Regions from separate parts of the Homo sapiens genome. Here region 2 is linked to region 1. A link is an interaction called in ENCODE POLR2A ChIA-PET data of the cell type or tissue named here. Cell type or tissue: Panc1. All regions are shown on one strand. Links, peaks and the distances in the headings refer to the core of each region. The heading gives the core; the rest is flanking DNA. Region 1 overlaps TTLL11 (tubulin tyrosine ligase like 11). Region 2 holds the start of LOC105376257 (a long non-coding RNA gene).

The links. Peaks named below come from ENCODE experiments on the same cell type or tissue, not always from the same donor. Only the 100,000 strongest peaks of a DNase experiment are listed, where the experiment ranks them.
Region 2: POLR2A ChIA-PET joins it to region 1 with 6 read pairs; 3 of 35 experiments call an interaction of 5 or more read pairs at or near these places.

Annotation. Positions count from the first base shown.
Region 1 is chr9:121,882,983-121,888,350 of GRCh38, forward strand. The region is part of intron 6 of TTLL11 (tubulin tyrosine ligase like 11); the gene reads right to left. Among named protein-coding and RNA genes, the nearest start is that of TTLL11, 210 kb to the right of the region's middle. RefSeq lists an enhancer at 4,970-5,368. In Panc1, for the core only: no CTCF peak of the experiment used is centred there; no DNase peak of the experiment used is centred there.
Region 2 is chr9:121,732,720-121,738,087 of GRCh38, forward strand. The region is part of intron 3 of DAB2IP (DAB2 interacting protein); the gene reads left to right. LOC105376257 (a long non-coding RNA gene) reads right to left here and starts at 4,331. Exons shown (of 3, transcript XR_930314.4): 1 at 4,114-4,331; 2 at 2,792-2,961; 3 at 1-760. RefSeq lists an enhancer at 5,150-5,368. In Panc1, for the core only: CTCF peaks have their summits at 2,469 (motif pointing right) and 2,680; no DNase peak of the experiment used is centred there; H3K4me3 peaks cover 1,269 bases; H3K27ac peaks cover 1,626 bases.

The DNA.
Region 1 (5,368 bases), core at 126-5,125:
AAAAAACACATGCTGATACATGATTGTGTAAGTAAAGTATTCTTTAAGACAGAGAACATGAAGAATTTGGGGTAATTTTGCCTGAAGACAAGAAAATGGGCAGGGTGACCTTTGGGCGTCATTTTTCAGCTTATGGGTCTATAAACCCATCTTTAGGGCAAAAATACCACATTAATAATTTATGGTGATGAGAATAACGGTCATTCTGGTTCCACCCCTTACCAATTGTGTGGCCTTAGGAAATGGAGATCAATACTCAGCCTCTGGTTCTCTTCTGTAAAATGGAGATGGACGATAGAATCCACTCTCCAGAGGTGTTGAGGGACTTGATGGGGTGGTATAAACAAGGGGCTGGCACCCTGGTTGGAACATCGTAAGTACCAAAGAAATGGTAGCTGTTATATGACTCCTTTGACATATATTTATTGAGTACTAACTCTGCAGCTAGGGATGTTGGGTCAACTCAAGCCCCACCTCCTCCAGGAAGATTTCGCGGCCTCCTTCGACCCATGACATTCTTTCCTCAAAGAACTCTGGTCCTATCAAGATTAGATTTTTTAAAGAATCTGACTAATAAATTAGGCATGCCTATTAGCAGTCAGGTCCAGAGAAAAAGTCTAACTTTTTACTTTATGCAATTTGAATTCCCTGAACATAGAGTTGTTGTCAAAATCCATTAAAGTATTTAATTTCTCTTGTCACTGCACAATTCCCCAAGCAGACATCCAGACAGTTTGCAGTGGTGTTTCTCACAGAAGTACTAAATGTTTAGTTATCAAGGTACATTTTTTAGATGATGCCTCCCTGATGGCTCTGGAGACTCTAGAGAGACTGTGTAAGTTCAAGCGCAAGGTTAAGGCAGGCAGCAGAGTGGCGAGAGCTGCAGGGAGGATGAATCACGCAGGCCTGGGCTTCAGCTCTGACACTGCCACTTCCTGGCTGACTGACCTTGGGGAAGGTACTTAACCTTACTGAGCATCAGTTTCCTCATTTGCAAAGTGGTGACAGCACCAAACCCACAGGGCTTTAGTGAGCACGAAGTGGAATACCAAATGTAAAGAACCCAGGAGAATGCCAGACACATCGCTGGTCCACGATACAAGATGGCTTAAAAATCCCAGAGATTTGCAGATGCACAGACTGGGGTCTAGAGGCTGCCGTCCCCATCCACCTCCCCCTCCCAGAGGGACAGCCCTAAGGAGCAGTGTGTTTATGGCGACACAATGGCCAGACCCACAGGGTCCTGCCTCTTCACAGTAGCCTCTCCCAACACCCATTCAAATCAATTATTACCCCACTTGACCGACTCACCCGGTGGGAGCCAAAGGTTTCCATGCCAACAGGAATGTGGTGGGCATCCCAACCCCCAAGAAAGAAAACAAAAGCGACTCTTTTAGTTTCCCTACTAACAAGCGCGGAGCTGAAGTCAGAGCTGTCTCTTTCTCAGTTGTCATGGCAACATCCACTGACCTACCCCGTCCTGCCAAACACACACGCGGGAGAGGGAGAGGGCAAGGGGGATGTGTGGGAGGTGGTGGTCCAGGGATGAGGGGCAGCAGAAACGCTCCACAATGCTCGGGAGAAAAGTACAAAAACACCCACTTTTACAAAAAAAAACCACTGGCAAATGCACCCCCCTTGCCAGGGAATGGAGAAATTCCAGTTTTTATTGTGTCGTTCCTTTGGCAATTATGAACAAATTTAGAGCCTATTCAAAAGGCCAGTTCAAACCAGAAGAGGGAACAATTATTAATTTCTCAGCTATGACACAGAGACAGGGGGCACTTCACTTGTACCTCTCCTGTCCTGCTCAGCATTTGGGAGACTGGGGTTGACGCTACTGTCTGCTGCCTCTCGCCACAGCTCAGGGCACAATCTACAGGGCAATTTCCCATTCCTGACCTAATGCAGCCTCAACAACAGCTTGGGAAGAACAAAGCAAGGCACCCACTCTGCAGGCAAGAAAACTGAATGCCGTGACCACAAACCCATGAGTACCCACTTCTGTTTTCTGTTTTCTAGTTTGCTCTCTGCCCCCAGAAGTCTTCACCCAGGAAAACACTTGAATTTGCCCAGATGGGATCAATTATTTCCCACACTCTTAGTCCTCGTGTAGCTTTGAAGAATCATTTTCTGGAAGTCCAACACCTGCCAGAAAATCCACCCAGATAGCCCACTTGCATCTCGGTAATCCAACGTTCCAGGATGAAGATAATACATCCCCTTGAACCTGCTTCTTGCTATTTCCATGTTGTTACTGGCAACTTCATCACCCCAGTGAGCCAAGCTCAAAACCCTGAAGTCAGCTTCGGATTCTCCCTCTTCCTCAGCCTGGTTTCTGGGGACTTGTACAGAAGTCTTCCACTGTCCGTTTTCCATTTGGAGGCTCTGATTCAAATATTCTGGGGCATCCTAGCAAGTGGAAAGCAGTGAGCAGTGGTTAACCACAAAGGCTGTGGGGTCAGGATGCTGGAGCTCTCGCTGCTTGGACACCTGTGTGCTAAGCACATCCTCTTATTTGATTCTCACCACGACCCTTTGAGGTTAGGATTCTTCTTCATATGATTCCCAGTTTCCATAAGAGACCGTTTCCCTATGAGACACAGAAAAATGGCATAATTTGCCCAAGGTCATCCAGCTTAGAAGTGGCAAAGCCGGCTTATGATTCTGGATTGGCTGGACTTAGAACTCTGACTCTGAACCAATATGCATAGCTCCTTCCCACTCAACCACAACTCTTTTTCTTTCTTTCTTTTCTTTCTTTGAGACAGGGTTTCACTCTGTTGCACAAGCTGGACTGCAATGGTGTGATTATGGCTCACGGCAGCCCCAAACTCCTGGCCTCATGCAATCCTCTTGCCTCAGCCTCTCAAGTAGCTGGGACTAAAGGCACAGTTCACCACTCCTGCCTAGTTTTGGTATCTTTAGTAGAGACAGAGTTTCTCTATGTTGTCCAGGCTGGCCTCTAACTCCTGGGCTCAAGGAAACCTTCTGCCTTGGACTCCCAAAGTGCTGGGATTACAGGCATGAGCCACCGTGCCCAGCCTATAACTTTCTTAGGAACAGGGCCCATCACTTCATGTTTATATCTCAGCACTGACACCAGGGCCTGCCTTGCAGCACCTGATGAGTGCCACCTGATCAAAGCTCCATAGAGTGTCTTAGCTCAGAGCTGACCAGCCTGGGTTCCGTGCCCTATGAGACCCCTTCTCCATATGTGACTTTGGGGGAACCATTAGGTAACAGCTGGAAGGCTGCAGTGGGCTGAACACTGTCCCCCAGAAGATATATCCAAGTCCTAACCCCTGAAACCTGTGAATGTGACCTTTTTTGGAAAAAAAGAGTCTTTGCAGATATAATTAAGGATCCCAAGATCATTCTGGATTTAGAGAGAGCCCTAAATCTGGGGACAGATGTTCTTATAGGAGAGAGATAGAGGGAGATTTGATGCAGACATACACAGAGGAGAAGGCCATGGGAACCGAGGGCAGAGGCTGGAGTCATGTTACCTGGCCAAGAGCTACCAAATGCTGGAAAAGGCAAGGAAGGATTCTCCTCTAGAGCTTTGGAGGGGGCATGGCCCTGCGGACACCCTGCTCTCAGACTTCTGGCCTCCAGCACTGTGAAAGAAGACATTTCTGTTGTTCTAAGTCACGCAGTTTGAGGTAACTTTTTAGGCAGCCCTAGGAAACTGATGTAAGAGTCCAGTGTCCTTATGTCCAACCTAGGTACCCTTGGGGGTTACTGTGAGATCATGTAACTGGAAGCAACTAGAATAGTGCCTGGTGCACAGTAGGCCCTCAATAGATGCTAGCTGAACAGCACTAAAACATTCTCAGTCAATATCCTGGAAACTTCTTTCCCAAGGCACACCTGGCTGACTGCCTCTGTCTATATTCTCAAGCTTGTAAAATGTTTAACTTCAGAACCCACGAGCCAGAAGGAGGAGCCACAGGGAGTATCTCCCTTTGAGCTCAGCTGCGTGGGATGAACGGGCAGCCAGCAGAGATGTTGGTGTCCTTGCGAGGCTGGTAACTAAGTACTGGCCCATCTCCAGACCAGGATGATGAGCCTGTCACGGTGGGTTTCACAAAACATCTGTTTCAGGAACAAGCCTATTGTTTCAGGCAAGCTCTAGAGATAATAGTATGTTTTTCCTACATACAGCCATGACATGTTCACTGAAGCGAATATCTCTAAATGTGACCAATTTCTTAAGTGGCAGAAGCCCATCAAACTCTTTGAGAACATATATGGCATGTGGGCAGCCCAAGCAGCTTCCTTTGCTGCCACAGAGCTAAAAGCAACACTCATTCTGGCTTGCAGGGAGGCGGTGAGAGTGGGTGGAGGTAGCGGTGGCGATTTCTCTGAAATTGGTCCCTCTAAAGGTTATGCTTCATTCTGCAAGGGAGTCAGGTCCCCAGGCTTCATGCATATGGATGGCAATGGTGGTTGAATGATAACCTGCAATTTCTCTTCCCCACGTTAATCGACTTGGGTTGGCTACCAAGAATTTGACTAGGAATCGCGATGCCAGTGCACATACCAATGATCCCAGGATCTCAGCTCAGCTCTGCCGGCTTCAACTCAATTCTGGCCTGAAATAAGAAAGCACTAGCTCGGTGTCCCGTGTGAGATGAGCAGACTATGCCTTGGCATGGGATAGAGAGACGGCCAGAAGGCCGACCACAGCGAGGAGAGCTGGGACACTTTCCCACAGGCGAGGGGAAACTTGGGCCAATGAAGCAAATGCTTCAAGATCCCCCATGAAGAAAGTGCCTCCCCCGCAGCAAGCTGTCCCCCGTCCTTTCTCCCAGGGGAGGAGTGGGATGTGAGCTCCTTCCCTCGGCACACAGATCAAGTCTGGAATACATCTGGTGTCTGGTGTGCTGCTTGGAAGTCAGGCCTGAACTGCCTGGGGGCCCCCAGGCAACCCCAACACCCAGTGGGGGTCTGGAGTGAGTCAGCTTCCTGGCCCCGGGAGCCCAGTTAGCCTGAAGCTGCCCTGGCTATTGGAACCTCCACTCTTAAACCCTCTTTGCTCACCCGGGTGGGACACTGGCCTGCAGCCTTGGCCCAGGTCCCCTCTCCAGTTCCTGGCTCTATCCCCCTCCCCTTCCTCACCAGACTGCTGCTGGGATCCCAGGATGCCATAGGGTTAAGCCCATCCTGGCTGACTGAGAAGGTCCCAAGGCCAAGTCTTTATAGCTCAGAAGGCAGTGGCTCTGGTATAACCTCCCCTAATTATCCTGTGCCCTGCAGACTGCTCCCAGAGAGCACTGGGCAAAGGAGTCAACACATCTGAAGAGGAAATAGCTTCAAGTCATAGAGACCAGCAAGTTCAAGGTCCTCATTCTGCCTGTAGACA
Region 2 (5,368 bases), core at 99-5,098, 150 kb before region 1:
GAGGGTCCTAGAATCCCAGCTCCCACCAGTAACTAGCGATGTGAGCTTGGGCAACTTTTCCAACCTTTCTGTGCTTCTGCTTCATTTTTAGTAAAATGTAGCATGGATAGCCACAGCTTATGGCTCTTTGGAGAATTAAAGGAGATAATGTCTGTAAAATACCTAGCGCTGGGCCTGGCACATAGCAGGTGCCAGGACACATTTGCTGTTTGTTGGTGATGATAAAGCCACACAAGTATAGATGTACTCACATAAATTAACAGCTGGTGCACTGAAACTACTTCCTGAGTTGGCCCTCAATCTAATACCAAGTTTGTTTTCTCACCTTCAGCTAAGTACAACTGGTCTCTTCAGAAGCCCTTGTGGTCTCTTGTACCTTGTGGTACAACTGTGGTCTCTTCAGAAGCCCTTATTCATGAACAGCCAGGCCCTGGGCTGACTTTGCTACAGGGCATCCGTCTCTGGCCCTGTACCTGTTTCTGTCCTACAGACGGATCCTGGGGCAGTTGGTGGGTTTTAGCAGCACCCTCCTTTAGAAAAAGCCTCTGTCGTCTGCTCAGTCTCTAGAAAGAAGAGATGTCTCCTCTCCCAGGATGCATGCATCTCTCCCCACGGGATGTACAGGCGTTGCCTGGAGGTATTCCTTGACAGTCGTGGCCCAGACTCTCTTGTCATTCAAAGAAATGGGAAGCTTTTTGAGGTGGGAGGGTTTCAGACTCCCCCAGAGAGCCTAGCCCAGTTGCTGAGGACATCTTCAGATCTGAAAGAAGATAAGACAGGAGCATCCTGAGCTCTGGGGAGAAGACGGCCTGCAGTGTGTGTTTCTCCATCACTCACGTATGGAATCCCTTAGGCCCTGAGAACCAGAGATGAACAGACCCCAAGGAAGGCCTGGCAGGGCAGGCAGCAGTAGCCAGGAGAAGGGAGTCAGACCAGGAATTCAGGCAGAGAAAGGGAGAGATTGTGCACTTTCCTGTGCCCGGGGCCACTGGGAAGGCTTCCCTCAGGTGGGGGCAGTTGAGCTGGGCCTTGAAAGGTGAATGAAAATTAGAAATGGGGGCAGGAGGGGAGCCTCGTGGAAGCAAGTGTGTGACTGTGAGAAAGGCGGGGCATGCACTGGGAAGAGTAAAAAAGGAGGCGGGCTTTGTGACTGTTCCCTGTGATAAGCTCCAGGTATAAAGGTGAGGAGTGTGCAGGGACAGGTAGGACCTACTGATGGGCGAGGCCCAAGGCTCTGGACTTGTTCTGTGGCCACAGGAGATGCTGAAACCAGGAGTGACTGGATCAGGGCAGCTTCTGAAATTCCCCCAGCTACACGTGGCCAAGAATGGTCACTGTGTACTCTGTACTTTTATGTGTTACTAAAGATGTTGCTGGGCCGGGCGCGGTGGCTCACGCCTGTAATCCCAGCACTTTGGGAGGCCGAGGCGGGTGGATCACGAGGTCAGGAGATCGAGACCATCCTGGCTAACAAGGTGAAACCCCGTCTCTACTAAAAATACAAAAAATTAGCCGGGCGCGGTGGCGGGCGCCTGTAGTCCCAGCTACTCGGGAGGCTGAGGCAGGAGAATGGCGTGAACCCAGGAAGCGGAGCTTGCAGTGAGCCGAGATTGCGCCATTGCAGTCCGCAGTCCGGCCTGGGCAACAGAGCGAGACTCCGTCTCAAAAAAAAAAAAAAAAAAGATGTTGCTGAAAGGAGCCTGCAAGCGGTTATGCAGACTTCTGAGCAGGGGCTAGGAAGGAGGGCACAGAGGAAGCAACAGCAGACAGCTGGTGAGGGTGGGAGACCCACTGGAGATGGACATATTCTGACCCTCAGATGCAGGCTCATTTCTTGTTAGCTCGTGACTCCTTACTATGAGAGCTGTCATGCAAAGGAAAAGGCCCTGTTATGGGGCCCTGTTTTCTTATAACAAGATATTATAACAGTGGGGATGACTCAACAAGGGGATGCTTCTTGCCTGAGGGAAATCTAGGAAGGCTTCCAGGAGGAAGGACTATTCAGATTGAGGAGGGAAATGAGGGGGCTAGTAAAAGGTGCAAAAACAGTTGTCTAGGGGTGAGGCACACTTTCAGATGTAGTTGGGTCAACTTGAGCAAATGACTTAGCTATTCCAGACTTGATTTCATCTATAAAGTGGTCACAGTATCTGCCTTGCCTGTTTGTTGCCATGATCATGAAATCAGTGGGAGCAGACCTGGCTTGGAGCCTGCACCCTGGAGGGAGGTGGTGCTCAGAGGATGCACTCTGCTTTCGCCTTCCTTGTTGGTTTGGCTGCTCTGGAGCCAAAGGGGGCTTCTCTGGCCCCAGGACCTCTCTGAGACTCTATCTTCACCTCTCCCCTGCTAGGAAATTTTATTAAGACATTGGATAAACAGATGACAGCTCTGAGGGAAAACTTCTCAGAAGGAAGGGGACAGGACACTAAGTGCTCTTCTGGCTGGGAGCCTTTTAGGCAGTAGGGGGAGCTGGGTAGCTCTTGGGGCTTTGGTGGTGTGGACTGATGCAAATGTGGGCAGACGGGGTGGTGTTGGATCGCCTGGCCTGTGTGCACGGCAGAGCTGAGCCTGGAGCCTAGGGCCCAGCAGGGGATGGAATGAGTCAGGGACTTTCCAGGTTGGGGGCTGCTGCTGGGGACACAGTAAAACCTCTTCACCAGTCCTGCAATAACCCCAGACAGTATCCTGCCTGCCTGTACACAGTAGGTGCCTGACACAGTCTGCAGCTTAGTAGGAGCTCAGTAGTTGTTTGCTAAAACAGTGGCGCAGGCTGCAACTGCCAAGGACTGACCTGGGGTCTGTGATGCCTTAGGGTGGAGGATGCGAGGAGCTGGGCAGGACCTAGGTGGGACTCCAGGGTGTGGCTCTTGTTCTCCCACTGGCTTCTGTTCATATTTACATCGGGAGGCTGTGCAGCCTCGGGTTCCTGGCCTCAGCTGGATTAGCACCTCTTGCTGGTGGCTGTAAGGGAAGGAGGTGTGACGGTATGATACCCTGCATGTGGTAGAGACTCAGTAAGTGGATACCATTGCGGTGGCTTCTCTGGTGGGATGGGAAAAAGGGTGACCCCAGGCAAAAATACCTGGTTGGCTGGGTGTGCCTTTCCCCTAGGGGTTTTTGTTTCCGTGTTTAAATGACCCAAGGATGAATCTCCAGGCCAGCAGGTGGGGCAGGGGTTTGTCTGCCCCCAGGCTTCTGGGCGCAATCGGGAACCTGGGCAGCTCACACAGCTCACCAGCCTGTCTCCTCCTTCCCTGCACCCGACCTTTCCCTTCTGTCCTGCCGGACTAGCCGGGTGCTTTCCAGAAGAGAAAACCCGGGACTGCTGCCTGGGAACCCAGTGCCCTTCTCAGCTTAGGCTGTCTAGACCCAAGTCGGGGTGGGGAGTCGGGTTAGGGGATCATGGTAGACAAACCCCTGGCCTTGTCTGGACCTCAGTTGTGTTCACTTGTTAAAATGTTGGAATGGAAATGTGGGGAAGGGAGAGCGTTTGCCTTGGTTGGGTCTCTGGGCTGCGCTGGTCTAAGCCCGACGAACCCGGGGTGGGGCCAGCGGGCCAAACTGGAATGCGCCGCGAGAGCCGGGCCGCGGGCAAGTGAGGGGCTGGCGGGGCCGGTGGGGACCCAGACTCGCACGAAGGTGGGGAAGGAGTTGCAAGGCAGAGACCCCCGAACCCCTGCTCCAGGGCCTGCGCGTCCCGCCCGCCCGGCGTGCCGAAGCGCAGCGGCGGGTCGCTAGCGGGAAGTGGCTGCAGCTGGAGGCAGCTGGCCGCGGAATGTCACCCGCTGCCGGGCCTGGGAAGGGCTGGGCCTACTGCTGTGGGGTGGGGGGCGGGTGGGAGGGCCCGGAGGGCTGGGGCTGGGGCGGGCCGCTTCCGGGCTGGAGAGGGTTTGGGGCGTGGCGCAGCCCGACGTTAGTCCGGAATGCTCTGGGAGCAGCGCTCGGGGGAGGTTACCTTGGCGCGCCCCCAAATCTTTTGGTTCCCCCGCTCCTGCCTTCCACTGCTCTGGCTGACCTGGCTCAGACCAGCTTGAAAAATGCATTCATTCATTCAGTACATCTGTCGAGTGTCTACTCTGTGCCAGGCTCTGGTTCGAGGTGTGCTGGGCTTACCGGGGCGTGCAGGTCCCTGTTCTCGTGGACCGGACATTTTCATGATAGGTAAAAGACAGAAACAAACAAGATGACTTCAGGGTAGTTCTGTGGAGAAAATGAAGCAGGGTGATAACTTGGGAGGTGGGAGTTGCCCCTTTAGCTAGAGAGATCAGGGAAGGCCTCTTCCTGGGACGGGACTTTGGGTCTGAGACCGGAATGAGGAGGAACCAGCCTTGCCCACGGAATGGCAAATACAAAGGCCCAGAGGCGGGGCTTGGGGCAGGATATGACCTTGGGCGGAGTCAGTATGTTAGGGGAGGAGCCTGTAGGGACGGCTCCTCCCTCTTTCTTGACCCAGACCTCTGTGCTCTGGCCTGCACCCTGCCCAGAGGCCCCAGAGGGCGACTTGCCATGGCTGGAAGCGATAGTTTGCTTTCAGGAGTGTTTCTCGTCTTCTTGGACCTGGAGGTTGTGCCATGTGGTTACCTGCATGGAAGACGGTAATTTTCCACTTGTTTCCTGAAGGACACGGAAACCTTTAGATGTTGTCATCACTGTGTTTATTTAAGTCATTTTTGAAATTTCAGCTTGGAAGACACAGATTCAGCACGTGCCTTTCGGGAAGGGGAAGCCCTCCTAGGCTCACCTCTTAGATGCCGGCCCGGCCGAGAGGCCCCCTAATCTGTCCAGAAGAGCTGCCTGGGTGAGCACCACCCTTGGGAATGGGCCTCTGTGGCCTTGGACTTCTTAGTGACAACTTCGGCAAGATCCTGGGCCGGGCCGGAGGGGCTGCTCACTGGAGACCTGGCCATCTTCGGAAGCCAGATCTGGCTCCAGAGCCTCGGGGGTTGCAAGTGCCCAGAACCAGGTCAGCAGAGAGGCCTGCGCTCCCACCACAAAGGTCTGTTTGAAGTCCTGTGGGAGGGAGGACAGACACCACAAGGAAACTTCCTCCCCGGTGGGTGGGTCTCCAGCCAGGTATGGGGTCAGACAGGCTTTGGTCGGGCTGGAGGGTGAGGAGCTGTTTCTCCAATGAGGCCTGGTCCCAGGACTGAGTCCTCAGTGGGCAGGGCTTGTTGGTGTGCTGTGAAAGTGCAAGGCTTGGGGGACTGAATGGGGGACTCCCTTGGACATGGGAGGAAGAGTGAAGGTGGGGGCTGGGGTTGCTAAACTGGTTCCTCCTCCAGGGAAGCAAGCCCTGCCCTCCTGGAGCTTCCAACCTGGAGGTGGGGAGGTGGGCTGGGGGGAAGCTTTAGGGCACAGCTCAGAGAAG